Linked DNA regions of Homo sapiens: region 1 is linked to region 2. Evidence: chromatin contacts called from ENCODE Hi-C data. All regions are on one chromosome and are shown on one strand. Each heading gives the region's core, a stretch centred on a gene start or an enhancer-like site at or near the end of the contact. The rest is flanking DNA. Distances are from core to core; before and after follow the strand shown.

Evidence for each region. A loop is a pair of places that touch in the nucleus more often than their neighbours do. Pooled maps may share reads with other maps.
Region 1: a loop to region 2 is called in a map of endothelial cell of umbilical vein, with 7 times the contacts of the local background. The contact joins two enhancer-like sites. A Hi-C loop is called at or near these places in 1 of 168 maps with a recorded cell type or tissue (endothelial cell of umbilical vein) and 1 of 50 pooled maps.

Annotation. Positions count from the first base shown.
Region 1 is chr15:95,731,114-95,736,504 of GRCh38, reverse strand. No RefSeq gene overlaps it. Among named protein-coding and RNA genes, the nearest start is that of LINC00924, 300 kb to the right of the region's middle. Within about 2 kb of position 1,869, at least 2 of the 41 ENCODE cell types and tissues checked have a DNase peak (open chromatin) inside an H3K27ac peak, as active enhancers do.
Region 2 is chr15:95,681,933-95,687,178 of GRCh38, reverse strand. No RefSeq gene overlaps it. Among named protein-coding and RNA genes, the nearest start is that of LINC00924, 250 kb to the right of the region's middle. Within about 2 kb of position 2,183, at least 5 of the 41 ENCODE cell types and tissues checked have a DNase peak (open chromatin) inside an H3K27ac peak, as active enhancers do.

The sequences.
Region 1 (5,391 bases), core at 620-3,119, 50 kb before region 2:
TTGGATCATGGGGGTGGATTTCCCCTTGCCGTTCTTGTGGTAGTGAGTGAGTTCTCATGAGATCTGATGGTTTAAAAGTGTGTGGCACTTCCCCCTTCACTCTCTGTCTCCTGCTGCCATGTGAAGAAGGTGTTCGCTTCCCCTTTACCATCAGCCATGATTGTAAGTTTCCTGAGGCCTGCTTCCTGTTAGGTCTGTGAAACTGTGAGTCAATTAAGCCTCTTTTCTTCATAAATTACCCAGTCTCAGGTAGTTCTTTATAGCAGTGTGAGAATGGACTAATACATCTCTATCACCTATATCCTACCTGACAGATCTCTCTTCCTCATATGTTGGCTCTCTCAAGCCCCAACCACAGTATTCTTTGTATTAGTCTTCTCCTGTCTCAGGTTAGTTTGTCCTCTCTTTCTGAAATATTATTCCTCCAGTTCATTGCCTGGATTTCTCCTTTACCTCATTAAGATCTCAGATACATTACCTCTTCCAAGACGACTTCCTTGACCATTCCTATCTATAGTAGACCTTTCCCCTCTTTTACTGTCTATCCCTGTATCCTGCCTTGGTTTTCTTCTTAGAATTTAATCAGGACCAGACACCACTTCGTGCAGGTATTTGATAGTTTGTATGGTTCCATCACTGTCCTGCAAGTTCTGAAGTTCAGGGACTTCTCACATCTTATTTATTTCTGTATCCCCAGCACCTAGAACAGTGTCTGGCACTTTGTAGGTTCTCAATAACTCATTAAATAAATATCCAATAACCTACCATTCCATTAGGGCCATCTGAGCGATTGGGAGCTGGCTTCAGTCTTGATGATTAATTGGATTGTTCATTTTCATATACAATAAAGGGTGTCATGTAGGTTTCATAGAACCATATCATTTGAACATCTAATCAGGACATATGGTCCAAGGAAGTGTAGTTTTATTTAATGGGAGAGAAGTTTTGAGATAGATTGTCTATGAGAAAGCTTAAGGTCTAAAGTGGCTGTTTCATTGCTCAGCATTTTTGCAAGGGGAATAGATGTCACAGTGTCATTCTCCTTGATTCAATTACATCAGGATATAAGGTAAGAAGCCACATTTTAAAAAGGAAACTAACATGTAATGAGCGATGAACAGTCACTGCTCCATGTACCTTACATATATTTCCTCATTTAGTTTCCATAAGATAGATATTCTTCTCCCCAACCAACAGATAAGTCAAGTGCCTTGTGGTTGAAGCACTTGGCCACAGTAATACCTGCTCCGATTGGTAGAGCTAACATTGGTACATATGACTGTCTAGTCCTGAAGCCAGAGCACAAAAAATGGGAACTCATCCAAACCCACACATCTCTTTATCAGATATCCCCACTCCATTCACTTTCCCCAAAGTCACACCCCAATTCCAGCACCTCCCCTTCCCCTCCAATACACAAAAGTACACACACACAACAAAGCAACCTCAAATCTATGGAGGACAGCCAAGGATTTGAGGCTGAGGTTTCCTGTGCCAAGCACTCTCCCACTAAGCTGGGAATATAACACCTTCTTTTGACTTCAGTAAAGCTTCAACACAAATCTTAAACCTCATACACTCCTTTTAATCTGATTGTTACCATCCTGTGCAGTGGCAAAGTAAAGAAAGGACGTGCTTTTAAAATGGGGACACTAAGAAGATATAAGTAGGATACACAAAACACACACTTAGAGCAATTCTCAATGGGGTTAATGCATGATCTCTCCTGACCACACTTCCTCCTTCCTGTCTCCCTCTTCCTGTGCAGTAATAAGTAAATAAATGAACCAACAAGCCGCACTCTCCTATGTTTTCTTTTGAGAGAATAATATAACCTAAAAGTTTAATTGTTTCATTTTGCCCCCGCTGAGGAAAGCAAGTGCACCTACTTATGAGTCACACAGAGAGGCGATTCCTTTATATATATGATTTCATTTGTCTTTACCATGGGCCTTTAAATGCAGGCATTAATGATAAAGAGAATGCAGCTCAGAGGGAGTTCACTTAAGATGAAACAGCCAGTAAATAACTCAACTGGGATTCAAATTCAAATACGATGATTTCAACATCCACATTTTTCCACTTTCTTCTAATATGCAATAAATAAGTAAGCACATGTAGGTTGGGGCATAGAAAGTTGACTTTTTAAATTTGTTTAATTTTAATAAAACTCAGGCTACAGTTAAAAAAAAAAAAAGGAGGCAGAGAGTGGTAAAGATGGCTGCCTTGGGCACACATGGTGTCACCAGGACACGTGTTGAGATGACATCTCAACAGCTTGTTGGAAGGCAGATATTTCTGTATTTTACCTGCTGCCTGACCCACTCATGCAGGCCGGCAGTAGTTGACACAATCAAGCAATGAACTGCCTGACAGGAAGTAGCTTCTGTGCACTTCTATGCTCTCTGACTGGGAGAGGGGACTTCCTGGTGAGTAAAGCTAACAGCAGATGAATTAGTGCTTTTTACCAGCAGGAGTTGTGGACCCCTTCGTTTCTGAGGTGAAACCACCAAATACCAACTCAATCATGTCAGTGCTGTGACACCTCTTTGTCACAGGTTGACATGGGGTTTCTGAGGGGAAAGCTGGAAAAAAGCGGATATGAAATAAATGTTTATCAAAGCACATAGGGGAATAAAAGACTCAATTCTTTCTTTTCTCAAAATTACCTGAGGTGACAGACCACCAGGGAGCTGAACAGTGCAGAAAGTTGGGAACTTGGTTAATTCTATCGCGTGGCTGACTGAAACCTACACGCCGCCCTCCAAAGAACCACGCAGCCATCAACAGTCTAGTTTTCCTTCCAAGTGGCTGACATGGAAAATCAGACACAATGTGCTTCCCTGAATGCCCCAGATTCAGACAGACAACTTGAAAACATAACTTACAGATTCATTTCTGTCTCAATTTTAAATGAGGGCTATTTGAGACATTAAAAAAATTTTTTTCCCTTCCCATTTTTTTTATGAGATGAATGAGCTCAGTCGTGAGCTTAATTCTTATTTCTGGTATAGAGATTCTAGTATAACTGTCTTGTAGAGTTAACTTCAGAGTCGACTCTTTTCCTTCCTCAACTTCACGCAGTATGCTTCACCGTGCTACTGATTTAAAACATAATTTGATGCCATCCTTTGCCATAACTGTTGAATCTGAGTGATTTCTTGAAGTCTGCACCCTTCTTAATACCAAATGTGCAGATGCTAAAATGACAACTCTCAGGTCAGATATTAAAATGTACAACTTCTCCTACTCTTGTAATGCTTGGTTGATAGGCAGTTATTGTCCTGAAAACCAGTCATTGGAGTTGAAAGATAAATATTATTTCATATCTTATTGAATAAAATATATTATATCACAGGTGATGGAGACAGATTGACTCAATAAATTCTAATAGTGTATGCTGAGAAATAGTTGCAATAAAAATGCTGATGACTTCACACAGGGAGAATATTGAATGTCATTAGCATGCTATTTCCTCTGTTCTGATCTCCCTGTCATGTTCTTCACACTGTTATCATCTCTATCAGTGGATTTTTCTTTGGTTTATTGGCATGAGAAAAATGGCATATTTTAGTGTTTTAAATTATCCAGTACTTTACTGATTGCAGAAACGATGCAGTGGTGTAAGATATGGGAAATTAATATAGGATTTTACATTTAGCAAGAGCATCAGCCTTACTTGAAAGGGCTGGAAAAATGTGAGATACCACTGAGCTCTACAGTCTGTTCTCATCATGAAATTTTCTCCAAATTCTCATTTTTTCTCATTTTTATTAACTGGCTCAGTTTAGGATAAATGGAGAATTTTTCAAAGAGATTAGCTTAAAGAATTTATGAAAGAGCTTAAAAAGTTAGTTTTAAGAAGTTATTTTAACAGAGGTTAGTGACATAGATCTTATTTCATGAGATGCAAGAAGATATAGGTAATGGAACTTCTAAGGTTTGTCTTAATTTCTATTGTTTTGTATATTACTTGGGATAGGTAATAAACACATGTAATCCTGACAGAATTTAACACTTAAGTCAAAACGCCTAAATTAATCTATAAGATGAGTATTATGTTCAGAGAGTGGTAACCAGCAGTTGATGGTGAGTCCCTTGTATGGTGATGCCTTACAGAGTACTAACCAAGATCATCAATTCCAATTATTCCTACTCTTCTCTCCAGAAACCTGTGGAAATGCCCTCAGGTGACATAGCTTCTTGAATTAACCACAAATACCCAAACTGAAAATATTGCAAACTGAAGTTTTTTTTTTCCTATAAAAACCTATTCTTAATTTTCTTCCTGTCATCCTTATCTCAGTGAGTGACACCATATTTAATTTGTGACCCAAACCAGACTTTCACATCATCTTTGTCCTCTGCTTCACCCCCACCCTCCACAAGCAAGCAATTACCAAAGGTAAAGGTATTCCTTCCACGTTTTGTTTAGAATCTATCCAGTTCTCCAAATCCTGTTACCATCTTAGTTCAGGTTGTTACCATCTCTTTTTTAGATTGTTGCAATAAAATTTAATTCTTCTTCCATCTTCCAGGCCACCCACCTCCCACCCTAATATCTCGTAATTCACCACATTGTGGCAAATCTGATACTACCTCATTCTGGTGGAAATTCCTTCAATGGTTCCCCTCCATCTTCACCACCTTGTCCCAGGGGTCCATCAAATGTCTCCAAACACTTCTTGCCTTTACAACAGTAGTGAGGTCTTTTTTTGTTGTTATTGTTGTTATAGACGGAGTCTTGCTCACTCCAGTCTCTCGGAGTCTTGCTCTCACACAGGCTGGAGTGCAGTGGTGCGACCTTGGCTCACTGCAACCTCCACCTCCCGTGTTCTAGCAATTATCCCGCATCAGCCTCCCTAGCAGCTGGGACTATAGGTGCATGCTGCTACACCCGGGTAATTTCTTTTGTATTTTAGTGGAGACAGGGTTTATCTTTTAATGTCTACTTTAAATCAATAACTACAATATCAAAATATTGCCTCTTTAAAAATGGAATGTTTTGAGAACCTACAAGAGCAACATGAAATTCAAATATTTCTGGAGTTTGTGGATATCTGATAATGCTTCTTATGGGCTGTCAATCACACCTCCATGTCTTACTTCAGTGGTTATAGTGTGCAAGCAAATTATTTTTATTCTTAGACTTATTTCCTTTATGTCTATAAATTATTAATGAGATAAAATACTATTGATTAAAGAAAGGAAGACTAAAACAGTGATGTAAACATATAAGTTAATCAGCAGTGTGAAAATATAATTGTGCAATGAGCTTCAATAGATTGTTCCAGCTGTATTTATTCCATCATAGTTTGTATGAACTAGAGTGAGATGTAGATAGTGATTCAAAACCCAAGGTTACAAAAGAAAAGTATAGCAAAAAATACT
Region 2 (5,246 bases), core at 934-3,433:
CCAACATATTCAATTCTATTTATAAATTTTTAAGTCTAATTCTATGTAATATGTATACTGCTTTTATTCAGAGCAGATTCAAACCTACTTTTTAAAAAAGAAATGCATAGATTTTAATGAGGAAAATTAAAATATAAAATAAAATTTCATTCTCTTTCCTTGTGTAACAAAAAGGTAGTTATTATTTGTAATATCTCTATAGTTAAGATGTGGCTGGGCAGTTGATAATATACTAGGTCATTGGAAAATCCACCCTTAAGTCTGAGAGACATCTTGGCCAATTATACAGTGCATCCAGACAGATGGAGCTAGTGGCAAGCTGAACTTTGACTTTCTAAAGATTTGTTTGAATGAGACATAAATTTAATATTTTCTGATCAATATTATATAAAATACATTGTATTCTGTTTTTGGACACTGAGCTCGCTTACATTTTATAATGATATTTTTAAAGGGACACATATTTTGTACATTTTTGGCAACCTCTTTTGGATAAATTCCTATAAAAGGAATTGGTTTATCAAATAATACAAGCATTTTTGAAAGTTTCATTCTTTACTGTCCTATTTCCCTCCACAATATTGCTTACACTCCCAATAACTATAGATGCAATTGTTCTAAAAAGCCAGTTAGCCACTTATAAAATAGTTATTGGGCATTTAGAATAATTGGAGTTCCACGTTAGGTGGTGAAGGTGTTTCAATGAGCACAAGAAGACCAGGAAAGGTTTTAAATTATCTGTTTAATTTAGTAGTTATAGGACTTTGCCAATGGTCTATTTTGTCTTGTGTCAATTCAAATTTATTAACTAGACATGCTTATAATATCATTTTATAATCATTTTAACGGCTCAGAATCTATGGTGATGTTCTTATTTTTATTCTTGATATTTCCTATCTTGTCTTTTCGATTTTATTGTCTTCAAATAATCAATTTTTGTTTTTATTCATCTTCATCTTCTCTACTGTATTTCAGCTTTCTATATAATTAATTTATCTTTTTATTTTATTATAGCCTTTATTATACTTTATTTGAGTTTGTTGTTTACGGTTTTTCTATTTTCTTTAGGTGAATCTTTACCGCATTGGGTTTTTTTTTTTTTTAGCCTTCTTGAGGATTGTAGATTTATTGTAGATGTTAACACGAAAGATTAAACAATACAGCTTTAAAAATGTAATATTAGGAATAATGGGAAGGAATTCCTAAACAGGACAGAAAAAGCCTTAACCAAAAATTTGAAAAAATTGATATGAAAAAAGTTAATATGTCAGTATATTTCTGTTCATCAATATAAACACTAGAAATAAAAAGTGCAGAAAGGAAGAAACTGTTCAAAACAAACATCACTCACTAAAGAATCATATTTTTAAAGACATATGATCTGATATTGGCTCATGCTTGTAATCCCAGCACTTTGGGAGGCCGAGGTGGGCAGATCATGAGGTCAAGAGATTGAGACCATCCTGGTCAACATGGTGAAACCCTGTCTCTACTAAAAATAGAAAAATTAGCTGGGCGTGGTGGCCTGCGCCTGTAGTCCCAGCTACTCGGGAGGCTGAGGTAGGAGAATCGCTTGAACCCGGGAGGCGGAGGTTGCAGTGAGCCGAAATAGTGTACTGCACTCTAGCCTGGCAACAGAGTGAGACTCTGTCTCAAAAAAAAAAAAGAAAAAAAAATGGACATAACAGATGAAAAATTACCTATTTGGTTCAATGTACTCTATTTGGGTGATGGTACACTAAAAGCCCTGACTTCTTCACTATACAAGCCATCCATGTGACCAAAACCACCTAAAGCTGTTGAAATAAAACATAAATAACATTTTTAAAGAAATGGACATGAATCTCAAACAGGCATTTCAAAGAAGAGGCTACTGAAATGACCAACAATTATATCAAAATTTACTGTATATAATCTGAAATCTGAAAATGCCAATGAAAATTACAATAAATGAAGAGCCCATATCCATCAGAAAGGCCAATATTAACAAGATTGATAATTTTACAATAACCATAGTAATCAAAGATTCCTCAAAGAATAGCCAGTGGATATTAAAATAGTTGGAAAGAAGATCCCTGGGGTCAGGATATTTTCTGACTGCCTCACCTTGTTGCTCTGGGATGCTGAGTCATGTACATGGTGTTTTTTGCAAAGAGTGACATGCACCATGAGTGCTGCAACTCCAATGATCTAATGTTTAATCAGCAATGCTGTTTCCTTGACTGCTGTTTTCTGGAACTCGGAAAGTAATTTCAAAAGATAAAAGAGAAAACATACTCTAGTAGCCTCAAAAAGTACTCCTTGTGCAGAAAAGAAACAAACTCTGGGTTCCTGAGATAAGAAGCAGATGGTGTGGCATAATAAAAAATATCTTTGACCTCTTTCAAGACCTCTATCATAAGACATAACATGAATTAGTCACTGGTTATATTTCCCAGTACAACTCAACTAGGTTTACAGTCAAATAGAAATTCCTCCCAAAATATCGTAAAATTTGTAAAGTTTGTTTTAGTTTATTACCATTATACCATATGTATTGGTTTCTCTCTGGGGGCACCTTTTTTCTCTTGTTGTTAGTAATCATAATGCATTATTGTATTTACTCATCATTTTCACTAGACTTCAGGCTCTGTGAAGGTAGGAACTATTTTTTTTTAAACATTATTCCATGGCACAGTGTAGGTGCATCATATAATCTTTCAAGTAATGAAGGGAGCAATCACACACTCATGAAGTTTTAAGAGAATGCGTCCGTAATAGCTAGCTACATGTCATTGTACTTTAGAATTAATGTTATTAACATTCTTGGCATTCAAAAGAAGCACTCACTAACAGCTGCAGAATAATGATTGGCACTGCATTGAATGGATTGGGGCAAGAACAGTCTGTGTTGGGTAAGATGCAGTTGAAACGGGAACTTATACACTATGTTAGACACATGACAACCTAGCTATATTGGCTAGACCGGTGAAAAGACTCAGAAGATAAACAGGGCACCTTATAGAGTGTCTTAAACTTGGGGATAATGAGTTTGAATTTATTAAGCATGATAAATACATAAAACTAGTTTTAGCAGTAAATGTTAAGATTTAAACAGCATTGCAGTGAAAATTAATTCAACGGCTATGTACATAATAAATTGTGGTTAAGTAGGAAAATGCAGTGAAAAGGCTGGTTAAGAAAGGGAAAGTATGGGCCAAACATCTGAGATATTCTCAGTGATTCGATTTGGAGGAAAAGGAAGTAAGATGAGTTAAGAATGGCTTTTGACAGGTAGACTACTGAGACTTGGAAAATGCACTCTGTTTCTGGGCTCTCCTTTCTTTCCTGCTACCATGTGCATTTTCTAACCCTGGGGCTTTCTCTTCAGGTCTCTTTTGTTCTTTATCTTCCTCTACTTCTCTTTTCTTCCTCCTCCATCTCTCTTTTTTCCTCACTATTTCTCTCACACTTTATCTCTTTTCCTTATGCTCTTTACTCATTTTATTGTTTCTTTTCTTACTTCCCCCTGTAATTAGCCAATTTAGGATTGAAGATCACTCTTCATGTATTTATTCAACAGTTCAAGAAAAATGAATAGACTCCACACTACTGCATGGTGATGTTATAGTTAATTAGCATATAGAGATGAATAAGATGCAATATCCTGCCTCAAGACATTTAATCATCAAACAGTGGTAAACATTCATTAATTCATCTGTTTATTTTGATTATTATTTATTTACTAAGGTACATAGTTCAATCATACATGATTCATGTTTGCAATGAATTCCAAGTTTGGTCTAAGAATAATTAAAACATTTTTATTGGTTATCAAGATGAAATGTGAAGGGATACACTCCATGTTGTTAGTACTGATTACCAGAGGGGTAGGGTTAAAGGTGAGGAGGGGAATATGGACATTTTCCTATATACAACTTTGATTTATTTCAATGAAAAGGTATTTTATAACTTAACAAATGTAATCAATCAAAAAAGTATCAAATACAATGTTATATACAACATATATTCTCTTGATAAATATGTCTTGCATTTTCTGAAATTCCCTTATCTTTATAAAACCACTTCCACTTATTATTAAGTTTAATTCTATATACTTTAATTTATTATTTTATCATTTGGTTCAGGGGCTATGAAAAGGAGGAGAAAAAGTTTTCTCAAGCTGTTTCACTGTTACTCTGCTACTGCACTCATTCAAAAAAATGTATAATTTAAATTCTCAAATCATACTTCTATTTTCTTGCTCATGTGATTTATTCAAAATTCCCTTAAAAACTACTGCTTTCATGATGAAACTAATCTTATTTATTCATTACAGCTTTGAAATCCCCTGAAATACAATGCCCATTTTCACAAACATTTTAGCCAACAGTAAATTTATTTTTCATTATTCTCTAAAGTCTAAGCAGCCAGGAACAGCAAGTCTCATTCAAGGGTTCTGTGTATTCCTTCCCCTCCCAATTACTTTCTATCCTCAAGAAAGACAGAAGTGTGTCTTGACATATTTTAGATCTTGACAAGAAACCTGTCTTAGCTGAATGTGCTTTCCCTTCTATCACATCTTTTCTTTTCCTTTTTAAGCAGTTGTCCCAGAATTTCAAAATTGAAATGAAAACCCATCATAATAAAAGCATACATTTTCAGGTTTCTGTGGAGCTTCTTGGCAAAGAACATGTCCTTTAAACTGATTTGAGAGAGAGAAATGTTGTGCTCCGATTGACAAAGGATTGCCCTACTTGTCAGATTTGTGTTTCTCTGGCTCTGTCACCTCCCCAGTAATGGATGCTGAGTCAAGCATATGGTGTTTGCTGCTGCAAGTGACACTGTGCTGGTTTTCTTTCCTATTCAAGAGGATCTTCCTCTGCCAAGTCAATTTGCAGTGGCTTGGATCTTTCAATAGGCCTTTGGTCCGACTCCAGAGTCCTTCTCAAATATCAGATGATGATGACCTCTTTGTGTAAACGTCAATATCTCAAAGACCCAACCTAAAACCCAAGAAGGTTTTTCAGTTTTTGAACTTTAATCTTGGGGGTCTACTTACTGTCCTTTGATTCCATGGAAGGATTACTCGGTAACTTGCTAATATACCATCCAATTTGTCTGGAAGCTTTGGCTTATAGCCCTGTAGAAGGATAGACATAAAGACTTGGAAGCTGAGAGGCAGAAGAGAGCTGGCAATGTTACTACGTCCAATTAAGATTTATAAGTGAAAAGGCAGGAAAGAGGTGAAAGCAAGAGAGGTATGA